Regions from separate parts of the Homo sapiens genome. Here region 1 is linked to region 2. A link is a contact called in ENCODE Hi-C or POLR2A ChIA-PET data. All regions are on one chromosome and are shown on one strand. The core of a region is the stretch at or near the end of the contact, and the rest is flanking DNA. Distances in the headings are between cores, read along the strand shown.

What was found. Hi-C counts contacts between places; a loop is a spot of excess contacts on that map. ChIA-PET counts read pairs that join two places held with the same protein, here RNA polymerase II (POLR2A). Pooled maps may share reads with other maps.
Region 1: a loop to region 2 is called in a pooled map, with 2.2 times the contacts of the local background. The contact joins two enhancer-like sites. A Hi-C loop is called at or near these places in 1 of 50 pooled maps. POLR2A ChIA-PET finds 5 or more read pairs at or near these places in 2 of 52 experiments (activated naive CD4-positive, alpha-beta T cell and endothelial cell of umbilical vein).

What each region holds. Positions count from the first base shown.
Region 1 is chr3:11,183,475-11,189,872 of GRCh38, reverse strand. The region is part of intron 1 of HRH1 (histamine receptor H1); the gene reads right to left. Among named protein-coding and RNA genes, the nearest start is that of HRH1, 32 kb to the right of the region's middle. Within about 2 kb of position 4,097, at least 12 of the 41 ENCODE cell types and tissues checked have a DNase peak (open chromatin) inside an H3K27ac peak, as active enhancers do.
Region 2 is chr3:11,093,370-11,100,397 of GRCh38, reverse strand. No RefSeq gene overlaps it. Among named protein-coding and RNA genes, the nearest start is that of HRH1, 58 kb to the left of the region's middle. Within about 2 kb of position 3,442, at least 19 of the 41 ENCODE cell types and tissues checked have a DNase peak (open chromatin) inside an H3K27ac peak, as active enhancers do.

The DNA.
Region 1 (6,398 bases), core at 2,848-5,347, 89 kb before region 2:
GTTGAAGCGATTCTTGTGCCTCAGCCTCCCGAGTAGCTGGGATTACAGGTGTGTGCCATGATGCCTGGCTATTTATTTATTTTTATTTTTATTTTATTTATTTATTTTTTTAGTAGAGATGGGGTTTCGCTATGTTGGCCAGGCTGGTCTCGAACTCCAGTGATCCACCCCCTTTGGCCTCTCAAAGTGTTGGGATTACAGGTGTGAGCCACCACGCCCAGCCAGTGGCCACTTTTCACAAAGAAGTGTATGTGTGTGTTTTCAAATTGTCATAATATCATTCCATGAGAGCAGTTAACTTTTGTCTCAGCAAAACAACAAACCATTACCTGTCATGGACCAGAGGGGTCCCTAGAGAATTGCGAAACTTGTTACATCCACAGATGCCAAGGATCTCGTTATAATACTGACCACTACTGACTGAGGACTAATGATGTCCCCTGCACTATTCTAAGAGCTTTCTATGTATTAGGTTATTTAATTCTTGAGGTAAGTCTATTATCTTCCCAATTTTACAGACAAAGAAACTGAGTCAGAGAAGGATTGAATACTTGGATTCAATCTAAGGTGATTATGAATCCAGAGCCGTTCCCCTACCCACTCAGCTGGTCTATGACATAAGTCTGAGCGTGTCTCCTGGACTCGGAAGGGTAATACATTAGTCTGAGGATGCAGAAATCTGGGGTTGCATCTACACAGGAGACACGTGACCTTGCACAGACCACTCAACCTTACTGAGCCCATTCTGTAAAATGGGGGCAAAACCTTCCCTGCTCACTCAGAGGGTTTCTGGGAAGGTCAGAAGAGATAACTGATGCAAATATACTTAGTTTCTAAGTCCTGCACACGCTGTAGCAAAGTTAGGTATGCATTATTTCATATTTGGCAAACTTATGCATGAAGGAACAGGAATGAGGAAATTAAGTCTAATGATACTCCTGTCTTCAGGAAGCACTTCAGATCTTAAAGAAGAAGGGCAAAACAGACACCTACTTTTTTCTGTGGACCTGATCTGTTAACATACGTCTCTTCTAAAATTAGGATGATGCCGTTTTGGCTGTCTTGGTTTTATATCCTCTACTTTTCACTAAACACGACATTGTGAGCTTTTTTCTGTGTCATCATATATTTTTCAAGAACGTGACTTTTAATAGCTACCTAAAATTTCTATCATACAGATTTGCCATAATTTACTTAACCATTAACTTATTGTTGAACATTCAAGAGTGTTTCTCATTTTTTAATATAAATAGAATTGTAATGCACGTCCTTATATATAAATCTTTGGGTGTGTATCTGATTCATTCTTTTCTTTTCTGAGACAGGGTTTTGCTCTGTCACCCAGGCTGCAGTGCAGTGGCGCAATCTCAGCTCACTGCTGCCTCCACTTCCTGGGTTCAAGTAATTCTCGTGCTTCAGCCTTCTAAGGTGCCACCATGCCTGGGGTTGTGCCATGTTGGCCAGGCTGGTCTCGAACTCCAGGCTTCAAGAGATCCACCCGCCTCGGCTTCCCAAGGTGTTGAGATTACAAGTGTCAGCCACCTCACCTGGCCTGATTCTTTATAACTTCCTACAAGTGGAATTACAGAATCAAAAGGCATGGATATTCTTAAAGGTCTTTACATATAATCAATCTGCTCTCCTTAAAAGCCATGCTGCTTTATGCTTTGATTGCATTCTTACCAATGCTAGATATTGTCAATTAAAAAAAATTGAATGCCAATTTGATAAAGTTAAACAACGATAGTTCACGTGTATCCTAATTTTAATTTACTTATTAATGAAGGTGGCTATTTTTCCCCCAAACATTTTCTGTCCATTTGTATCTCTTTGCTGACTTGGCTTGAACAACATCCCCTTAAAGAATTATTTTCTATGTTATACACAGGAAAGCTTTGCATCACACATTTTAATAACAGGAAAAATGAGATGAAATTGAAATGTTTAGCAATTGGGAAATGTTAAGTCAATGAGGCAAAAGCAGTTGATGTAACCTTATGCAACCATTACAACTGGAGGCTACAGAGACTTCAGCAACGTGGAAAAACACCTTAAGAAAGAAGAGCAGGACAGAAAACAGAATGTACACCACGTTTACATGTTTACAACAACACAAAAATACAAATCATCGTAGGAGTTGGGATTGAGGGTTGGGATTGAGGATTGATGCTTCCTGAAGACAGGAGTATCATTAGACTTAATGTCCTCATTCCTGTTCCTGCATGCATAAGTTTGCCAAATATGAAATAATGCATACCTGACTTTGCTACAGCATGTGCAGGACTTAGAAACTAAGTATATTTGCATCAGTTATCTCTTCTGACCTTCCCAGAAACCCTCTGGGTGAGCAGGGTAGGTTTTGCCCCCATTTTACAGAATGGGCTCAGTAACGTTGAGTGGTCTGTGCAAGGTCATGTGTTTTATTATTTTTATATATTATTATATTTTTAGATATTATTTTTCTCTTCTTCAAAATGTTTTGTAATTCTATTATATAACCTTTGTAGTTAAAAGAAAAAAAAATTACGGACAGATTTTCAGCTGACTTTCCAAATGGCCCATCCCAGTTTCTTAGGAGCCTCCTATACCCTTTTAACAAATATCTGTGTTTGTGTCACAGGAGACTGAAACTCTTTGCTTAAGTATTAGTAATTCTGTTCAGCAGAGAAAAAGATATCTTTGTCAGTAGTGGAAAGTAGGGCTCACACTTACGATCCTGAAGTTGGGTTATTCCAGGCCAGAGGACCCCCTCTGGCCCCAGCCTCCTCTGAGGCTTGGGAAAGGGAAGGTCTGGAATTGTATAACCCTGAGATTATTTTAAGAACGTCATACCTTCCAGTACTTGCATACTTTTATCTTTTTTAATTTAAATTTTGGATCCATCTGGAATTAATTCTGGAGAAAGGAGTGTGCTGCAATCCAACTTAATATTTTCCAGGTGGTTCTTCAATTGCTCCAAGCCCATTTATTGAATAATCTATCTTTTCTCCAGTGATTTGTAATGCCACCTTTCATACATACTAAATTCCTATCTGCATTTGGGTCTGTTTCTGAACTGTCTTCTGTGCTGCCTGTCTGCCTGATTACCTAGAGCAGATCCAGGCACTCTCAGACCTAAAAGTGTTAGCCCAAAACAACCTGTGGCACAAAACAGACTAGAAATTAGGTCCCCCAGCCTGTGCTACATGAACACCCATAACTATGTGATGATGGTCCCTTAGCCCTGTGAGAGGAATCAGAGTGGTCTCAGATCCCGACCTCCAAGGCAGGGAGAAGCTCCAGGCATTAAAGTCAGCTCTTCCTTCCTCTTCATTTATTCAGTGAGTAAATGCAACAGTGAGTGGCTCAAGGGGAGATTACTCTTGGGTTAGTTAGCTCACCTCTTGGGGCCTCAGTTTTCACTTCTGCAAAATGGTTATAATAATAATGATATCTATGCCATGCTGCAAGGATCCACTCATCTGATACTGGGCAAAGGTGCAATGGTAAAAGCTGTGGTGATGATGAATAAGGGCACTGGCATGATGGCAGAACAGCTCTCTCCTGTTCTGAAGCAGATAATGCCCATCACTTTGGCTGCAATTTAGCAGGGAGCAAGCGGCATAGCTTTATGACAGCTGCTCAATACATCTAGAGGTCAGGCTGCCCACATCCCAGAGGTATAGAACTCCTACAGGTAGGTCCCTAGAAACAGGAAAAGGTGGAGTTGTCCGGATGCCAAACCTGACTCAGAGCCCAGCATTGAAAGGGCTTAAAACAGGGCTCGATCTTGCTTGGGAGGGGCCCAGGAACCCACTGGAGGCTCTGCAAGGTGGGCAGGAGGAGCAAGGGAATTCTCGGCAGAGCAGGAAATCTGGAAGGGGGTTGGAGGGGGCTGGAGGTCGGGGCTTCCACAGAACACCTAACAAATCTGGTGATGCCATTGCTGGGAGGCATCACATACTCATACGTGGAACTGCCATCTACCCCAGCAAGTGCCGGAGCCCTGGGAAGTCAGGCACAGAGCCCAGAAGTTACCGTAAACAACGTCTGAGTGCCAACATTCCAGGACAGGAATAACAGGCCCCACCCCACCTCCTCCACACATGTGCACCAACACGACACCGCAGGGTTTACAAACACCATCACCACTATTGGCCTGTGTCATCGGAGCTCCCCCAGGAGGGAGGGACTGTCATTATCCCCATTTTCCAGATAGGCAAATGAAGACTCAGACACAGCTCACCCGAGAAAGTGGCAAAGTTACAACTCAGGTCTTCTTGGTCTAAAGGCCAGACCACAAGGCAATCTTGACAGGGGCCAAAGTGGAGTGTCTGTTTAGTCCTCTAGTTGCTCAATAAGCATTCATGGAGCGCCAACTTCATCCTCAACACTGAGAGTGCTGGGTATACAGAGGCAGGTGAGACACAGTTCTTGCTCAAAAGGACCAAATAAATAATTACCCTGCAGTGCCACATTTAATGGGTAGACAAAGTGCTGTGGGAGGTCAGGGGAGTGACTTACTACTTTGAAAATTCAGGGAAGGCTTCCCAGAGGAGGTGACTTATGAGCCAGAACTCGAAGGATGTTTTCATCAGTGAGAAGCAGTTTAGTCCTCAATGAGTGAAAGTGCAGGTTCCTGAGCCTCAGCGCTATGCTCCAGGCTCCTGCCCTCTCTGGCTATCCTTTAGAATTTCCAGGGATGCCTTACCCCAGACTTTCTGAATCTGAATTTATAGCACTAGGACCCAGGCACTTCAAATGTTTTTTCACAGTCCCCAGGTTTTTACCTGAGGATGTATATTTGGGGCCCATGATACAATGGGAAGCTACTGGCAGGGTTTTTTTTTTTTTTAAATTAGTACTGTTCATTTTAATAAAAACTTTAAATGCAATGGAAAAACAAAGCCGATGGCTAAACCCCATGTCCACTGAGCCTATCAAAATTAGCCTGATTCTTTTTTTTTTTTTTTTTTGAAATGGAGTCTGGCTCTGTTGCCCAGGCTGGAGTGCAGTGGCCTGATCTCCGCTCACTGCAACCTCTGCCTCCCAGGTTCAAGTGATTTCTCCTGCCTCAGCCTCCCAAATAGCTGGGACTACAGGTGCCCACCACCACACCCAGCTAAGTTTTAGTATTTTTAGTAGAGACGGGGTTTCACCAAGTTGGCCAGGCTGGTCTTGAACTCCTGACCTCAGGTGATCCGCCCGCCTCGGCCTCCCAAACTATTGGATTACAGGTGCGAGTCATCGGGCCCGGCCAAGATTAGCCTGATTCTTTTCCTTGTGCTTGGAAATCATTATCTCGGCGTGTTAGGAAAGCACTTCTGCCACTCCTGATAATGCCTGACATGACAGGGAAGAATTTAAGCTCTGAGAATTTATGCCTGTCTGGGAGGAAGCCGACCTCAGACACAAAAGAGGGTAGGCTGTGCTCCACTGGCCATTCTAAGAGAGGAAGCAAGACATTCAGTGGTGAAGAGCTTGGAGATGGACCGCCTGCGTTCAGATTCCGCTTCTGCTGCTACTCCTGAGTGGTGCGATTTTAGGCAAGTTACTTAACCTCTCCGTGTCTCTATTTCTTCATCTGTAAAACGGGGATAATAATAGCATCTGCCTCATAGGTTGTGTGAAGATTAACTGCGTTAATATATGTAAAGGACTTAGAATCGTGCCTGTCAGATATAGTAAGTTTTACGTAATGATTTGCTCTCATTATGTTAAGATTTGAGTTGGAGGTGGAAGGTGGGGGCCAGCTATGGCCAAGACTGGGGGACTTTTAATCCTGTTTTCACTTGGCACCCTCTGCCTGAGCACTGGCTCTGTTCATTTACTGTGCCGGGCACTGGAGATGCAGCAGTGAATGAGACACAATGCCTGACCTTAGGAGGTCCCAGGCATGGAGAAATGGCAAAAACCATCACACCGCCTGCCTCTCTGAGCACCAAGGACCAGTCACACGGCCTGCCTCTCTGAGCAGCAAGGACCTGCCATGGGAATAAGATGGCCAGTGCTTTAAAAAAAAAAAAAAAAAAAAAAAAGCAAGCTTTCCTACTGTGGGTTTCATCACAAGCTTATTTGAAATTTCCAGCCTAAGCTTGCAGTGAGCCGAGATCGCACCACTGCACTCCAGCCTGGGCGACAGAGCGAGACTCCTTCTTAAAAAAAAAAAAAGAAATTTCCAGCCTAGAACATGGAAAGGCAAACGGCACAAAAAGATGCCCTGGAAATCAAGGAAAGAAGGTCTTCCTTAGCTGTGGGATTCACCCTCATGTACATGCATGCCGCCGCCCCGGCAGGGCCCACGGGGAGAGCAGGACCAGTTCTGTAGCTGTGTTTGCCTAGAGCAGGATTTCTCAACCTCTGTACTACAGGCGCTTTGGGGCAGGAAAATTCTGTGTTGGGGGCTGCCCTGTGCACTG
Region 2 (7,028 bases), core at 2,193-4,692:
ATTATTAATCATTGGGGAAATACAAATCAAAAACATGAGATACCATGTCACACCTACTATGATGTACTACAATACTATGATATACTATGATGGCTACAATCAAAGAAACAAAACATCAACAATGCATGCTGGCAAGGATGTGGAGAATGTGGAACTGTTATACATTGCTCCTGGGAATGTAAGATGGTGCAGCTGCTGTAGAAGAGTTCTCCAAAAGTTACACATAGAATTATCGTATGACCCAACAATTCTGCTCCTAGGTATATACCCAAGAGAATTGAAAGCATATGTTCACAAAAACACTTGTACACGAATGTTCATAATGGCATTATTTATAAGAGCTAAAGAGCAGAAATAACTCAGATGTCCACCAACTGATGAATGGATACACAAAATGTAGCAATAGGCTGGGTGTGGTGGCTCACACCTGTGATCCCAGCACTTTGGGAGGCTTAGGCGGGTGGATCACCTAAGGTCAGGAATTCCAGACCAGCCTGGCCAACAAGGTGAAACCCCATCTCTACTAAAAATACAAAAATTAGCCAGGCGTGGTGGCAGGCACCTGTAATCTCAGCTGCTTGGGAGGCTGAGGCAGGAGAATCGTTTGAACCCAGGAGGCAGAGGTTGCAGTTAGCCGATATTGCAACACTGCACTCCAGCCTGGGCAACAGAGTGTGACTCCGTCTCAAAAAAAAAAAAAAAAGCAGCAATAAAAAGGAATGAAATACTGATACATGCTCAACATGAATTAACCTTGAAAACATTATTCTAAGTGAAGGAAGCCAGGTGCAAAATGATGCATGTTGTATAATTCCATTTATATGGAATGTCCAGAGTAGGCAAATCTGTAGAGTCAGAAAGTGGATTGCCAGGAGCTGTGGGAGAGGAGATTTAGAAGTGACTGCTACTGATTATGAGGTTTCCTTTTGGGTGAAGAAAATGTTCTGGAATTAGGTAGTGGTGGAGGTTGCACAACCTTGTGAATATATTAATACTGAAAAATTGAACTGTACACTTTAAAAGGGTGAATGCTATAATATGCAATATACTTCATTAAAAATGTTAAAATAGTTCAATAAAAGGATTAAAAGAATAACATGCATGCACAGCATTTGTATTAGGTTATTAGCTGCAGATATTAGAAATACAACCTTCACTAGTTTAATCAATAAGAAAATTTATTGACTTACTGAAACTTGGAGTCCAGAGGTAGAAGGAACCTTCAGGATTAGTTGATTTAGTAGCTGAATGTTGGTGTCAAAACCCTGATTTAAAAAAATCTCTCTGCTGTGTAGTCATCAGGGTCAGTTTCATCTTTGGACTGATAGTGAGATACATCGAATGATTCCAGACATCACATCTGGACAAAACAAAGTCCTTAGGAAGAAAAGAGTTATTTTCCTAAGCTGTTCTCTTTAGAAGGAGGAAAAATTTCCCCAAAGCCCTCAACAGATTGGGACTTACATCTCATGGCCAGAACTGGTTCATGTGCCCATCCTAAGATAATCACTGCAAACAGGAATGGGATTAATTTCAGACCGTTGAGGCCTAGCCTAGATCTTGGGGTGATGTCCACTGTTACTGCAATGACTGGCTGGGTGAAGAAGGAGATGGAAACTGAACAAAGTAAGAAGTAGGAAGGATGGGGAGAAATAGATGCTGGATAGGAAGGCAATACCTTTATTAAGTTATCTCAATAGCATATGATAAATTCAATTTTTATATATTTGACCTCATATCAACGTATTCAATGAGCTAGAAGGAAGTACATGGACAATGTTAAATCCAGTGTTCTCCAGGGAGATTTAAGATGAAATAGTACCAACCAAAGATGCACCATGACCGCCATCCTGCCTGCCAGAGATTCTCCAGGGAAGTTCCCTTCTCCAGTCACTGGACATCTAGCAAACATGTTAGCTCAGAACGAGGAGAATCCCATCTTGGAATTGCATTATGTGTAGCTCAGCAGCACAAATGAGTTAAGAAAAGTTGACTTATAGAATATTTTACTCCTATTCATTAGTTTTAAAAAAAAGTTAACAGAAAGTACAAATAAACCATAAGACTGTTTTTAAATGGGCAAAAGACTTGAACAGATGCTTCATCGAATAATATGCACCAATGGCCCCTGAGCATGTGAAGTGCTCAACTTCGTAAGTCATCAGGGAAATAGCATTCCCGAAAGCAAAAGCATTGAAAAGCCTAATGTTTTGAGGATATAAAGCAGCTCAAATAATCAAATATTGCTGGTAGGAGTAGAAAATGATAGATTCATTTTGGAGGACAGTTTGTTAGTCTCTTATGAAGTTAAACAACACCTGCCTTATGATCCACCATTCCCCTCCTAGCTATTAATCTGTGAGAAATGAAAATATGCCCACAGAAAGACTTGCTCAAGAATGTTCATAGCAGCCTTATTCATAACAGCCAAAAGTAGAAACAACCCAACGTCTACCTCAGGAGGATGGATAAACAAATTGTGACATATTCATACTATGGAATATCGCTCAGTAATAAAAAGGAAGCAGCTGGCTGGGCACAGTGGCTCATGCCTGTAATCCCAACACTTTGGGAGGCCGAGGCCGGCGGATCACGAGGTCAGCAGATCAAGACCAGCCTGGCCAACATAGTGAAACCCCATCTCTACTAAAAATACAAAAATTAGCTGGGTGTGGTGGCACATGCCTGTAATCCCAGCTACTTGGGAGGCTGAGGCATGAGAATCGCTTGAACACAGGGGCGGAGGTTGCAGTGAGCCGAGATCGCGCCACTGCACTCCAGCCTGGCGAAAGAGCAAGACTCCGTCTCTAAATAAATAAATAAATATAAAAAAGGAAGAAGCTACTGCGACAAGCCCTACATGGATGAGTTTCATACACATGATGTTGAGTGAAAGCAGCTAGCCCCTGAAAGTACTTATTGTGTAGTTCCATTTATTTGATGTTCCACAACAGGTACATCCAATTCATGGTGATAGAAATCAGGACAGCAATTGCCTAAGAGGGTTAACTGGAAAGAAACATGAGAAAACCCTCTGGAGTGGCAGCAATGTCCTATATCCTGAGAACTGTGTTGAGTACACAGGTGTATACACTTACCAAAATACATTTATCTGTGACCCAAAATCCATGCATCTCAATATATGTAAATTTCACTTCAATTAAAAAAAATGTAAAAAGTGAGGGGCAGATGTGATGACTTAAGGGACAGTGTCTGGAGCCCAATGAGAAGAGCCAGGATTTCAGGGCTAAAGCGTTTGACTCTAGTGTTTTAGGGCCCTGGGGAGCCATGGGAGGTGTTGAAACAGGTTGCAGGAGGACCTGGCTCAGTATTGCCATGTGTTCCGGGCACACTGTGGCTCCCTCAGCTCAGCTCTGCTGCTTTGGTGGCTGAGTCAGCTTAGCCCCCAGTGTCTGGGCTTTCTCATCTGCCTCCTCCTTCCTGCAACACCTTGGAAAGCTTGTCTCTGAGGAGAGGCTCAGCTGGAGGCAGGGCACCCTTGGCACCCCTCTTCCCCCAACCGTCCCCAGCCCCCGGGGGACCAGGAGTGAAGAGCCTCCCCCACAGCCACAGCCCCTGCTTTCCTAAGCAGAGCGCGACGGAGGCTTCTGTTAAATCTCATTTGGAGTGTTACCGCCAGCCCAGCGCCCGCTCAGACTTTCTCCTCGCTCAGCGTGGGTGATGACTCACTGCGGGGGAGGAGGCGAGAGGCGCCTGCTCTGCCCAGGGAGGTCGGCTGCAGCTGTGGGAAGAAAAGCTGCCCATCCCTGCGGCGATGTGGGGTTTCCGCTCCCAAACTGTCTGCTTTCTATTCCATCCAGGCAGGATGAAGGAACAGAAAGGGCTTGAATTTTAGGGACAGACCAAGCTGGAGGACATCCTATGCAAGCCTCAGATTCCACATCTGTAAAATGGAGCGGAGGCACCTTAAGGCTTTGGGTACACGTCAGTTATTGGAAGGCTGCTCTTTACGGGAACGTGTGGGTGGGAAAGCAGGATATGGAAGGGTAGTTGGCTGAGCACTGAAGCAGCCTCAAGTAAGTTTGGCTTTGGTCTGACCCACTGGGGGCTATAGAATTGGTCATACCCCATTAAATTGTTCCTGCCCCAGCTGAGATACGGGCAACCTTTTGCACCCCCATGTCAGTCATTAATATGGGATGCTCTTGGAGGCTCCCAACCGTGTATGCTCCTGTTAACAGAGACAGGAGAATGGGGACAGCTGCGAGCTATTACACAGCTGGAGGCTAGGCACACTGGCTTAGTTCTGCAGCCCCAACGGCGACTCCTACAGGAGGTAAAATACCCACTGCCCAGAACTTACGTTGAGTTCACAAAATACGCAGTGAAGAAATAGTAACTCTATTTCAGCTGCATGAGAAAGACGACTTAGGAACATAAATGCATGTGTCCTGCCTACTGTAGATCGAACAGGGTTGGACCCAGAGCAGGCTGAGAATCTAGTCTATGTGTCTCAGCAGGAGCAATAGCAAACATACTTAAGAGCCAGAGGCTGGCAGAGCAGCTGAGGCCTGGAAGCTCCCTTTAGTTCCTGGATCATAAGGAAGTTTGGGGTGACCAAGGAAGGTGGTTGGGGTAGTGGTGGGAGGCCCTCAGGGACTTGGGACAATGGCTGCCTACCATCTGGTGTCACCAGCTTGCCTATCATTCTGCCTTACTTCCATGCACCTGGAAATGTTTGTGCACACCTATCCTGAGCCAGACCATGTATCTCAAGGGAGATTTGGTCACCGGCCTACACCCTTTCCCTGTCTACTACGTGCAACTTGAGAATTGGCCACTGGGCATTACCTGGTCTATCCAACACATTAGTCGGTTTTGGATGGGGCTTTCCAGAAACTGAGTTAGAAATGTCCCTGGGATGTCACTATCTCCTGCTAAAAGCCGACTGTACTTCATGGAAGGAAAGAATGCTGACTTTGGAGTCAGACAGACCTGTGTTTGAATCCAGCTCTGCCATTTGTGGGCTGTGTGATCTCGCTCCAGTTGCTCTTCCTTTCTGAGCCTCAGCTTCCTGCTGAGAACATGGATAAACTATGATGCCTGCTCAGAATGGTTACTAGAAGTGTGTCCAGAATTGGTGGGTTCTTGGTCTCACTGACTTCCAGAATGAAATCACGGACGCTCACGGTGACTGTTACAGTTCTTAAAGGCAGCGTGTCCGGAGTTTGTTCCTTCAGATATTCAGATGTGTTTGGAGTTTCTTCCTTCTGGTGGGTTCAGTGGTTTCGCTGGCTCAGGAATGAAGCTGCAGACCTTCACAGCGAGTATTACAGCTTTTAAGGCGGCGCATCTGGAGTTGTTCCTTCTTCCTTGCAGGTTCGTGGTCTCCCTGGCTGCAGGAGTGAAGCTGCAGACTTTCACAGTGAATGTTACAGCTCATAAACGCAGTGCGGACCCAAAGACTTAGCACTTGCAAGATTTACTGTAGAGAGTATAACAACAAAGCTTCTACAGCGTGAAAGAAGACCCAAGCAGGTTGCGACTGCCGGCTCAGGCTGCCTGCTTTTTTCTCTTATCTGGCCCCACCCACATCCTGCTGATTGGTCCATTTTACAGAGAGCCGATTGGTCTGTTTTACAGAGAGCTGATTGGTCCGTTTTGACAGGGTGCTGATTGGTGCATTTACAATCCCTCAGCTAGACACAAAAGTTCTCCACTTCCCTACTAGATTAGCCAGATACACAATGTGAATTGGTGTATTTACAAACCCTGAGCTAGACACAAAGATTCTCCAAGTCCCCACCAGATTAGCTAGATACAGAGTGCCGATTGGTGCATCCACAAACCCTGAGCTAGACACAGGGTGCTGATTGGTGTGTTTACAAACCTTGAGCTAGGTACAGGGTGGTGATTTGTGTATTTACAATACCCTAGCTTGACACAAAGGTTCTCCAAGCCCCCACCAGACTCAGGAGCCCAGCTGGCTTCATCCAGTGGATCCCACACAGGGGCCGCAGGTGGAGCTGCCTGCCAGTCCTGCCCTGGGGCGTCTGCACTCCTCAGCCCTTGGGTGGTGATGGGACCTGGTGCCCTGGAGCAGGGGGCGGCGCTCGTAGGGGAGGTTCAGGCATGAAAGGCTGCAGGTCCCGAGCCCTGCCCCGCGGGGAGGCAGCTAAGGGTCGGTGAGAAATCGAGCGCAGCAGCGGTGGGTCTGCACTGCTGGGGGACCCAGCGCACCCTCCGCAGCTGCTGGCCCGGGTGCTAAGCCCCTCACTGCCTGGGGCCGGCGGGCCTGTCCGAGTGCAGGGCCCGCCAAGCCCACGCCCACCCGGAACTCTAGCTGACCCACAAGCGCAGCGCGCAGCCCCGGTTCCCGCCCGTGCCTCTCTCTCCTGTCCCGCTGCACCTCCCCGCAGGTTGAGGGAGTCGGCTCCGGCCTCAGCCATGCCAGGAAGGGGCTCCCACAGTGCAGCGGCAGGCTGAAGGGCTCCTCAAGCGCTGCCAGAATGGGTGCCGAGGCTGAGGAGGCACCAAGAGCGAGCGAGGGCTACGAGGGCTGCAAGCACGCTGTCACCTCTCAGGAGGACTGAAAGCCTGTCATATATTGTGTTTAGCAGCAGATAGTGGGCCCTTGATAAATGTTAGCTTCCCCCCCTTTTTCTTTTCTGAAGTGATTCCACTTTCATAGGTTCACCATTCACACTAGAGGGGCAGGCTTCTCCTGCTTCTAGATCCTAATGGACCCTTTTAGTCTCTGGGGAGGAATCCCTTATCCTGTCAGTTTCAGGCCCCAGTTCCAGGAACTGTACCACAGAGGCTTAATTGCTTCCTAAGAAATAGACATAGCTATTGTTACGGGATTCTTAGGGTGTCGCTTCGCCGGCTGGAAACCTCTGTGGCCAGTGTGGCGCCTTTGCCTGCATTTTGCTCTGGCCCATTTGGCTTGCTTTGCCCCCTGAGCCTGGAGGGCTGCACTTGGCTCGCACTACTGGCCTGCATCTCAAGGGTGAGCCAGGTGTGGAACGGTGAGGGGTGTGTGAGCGAGTGTGGGGTCTGGCCACTGT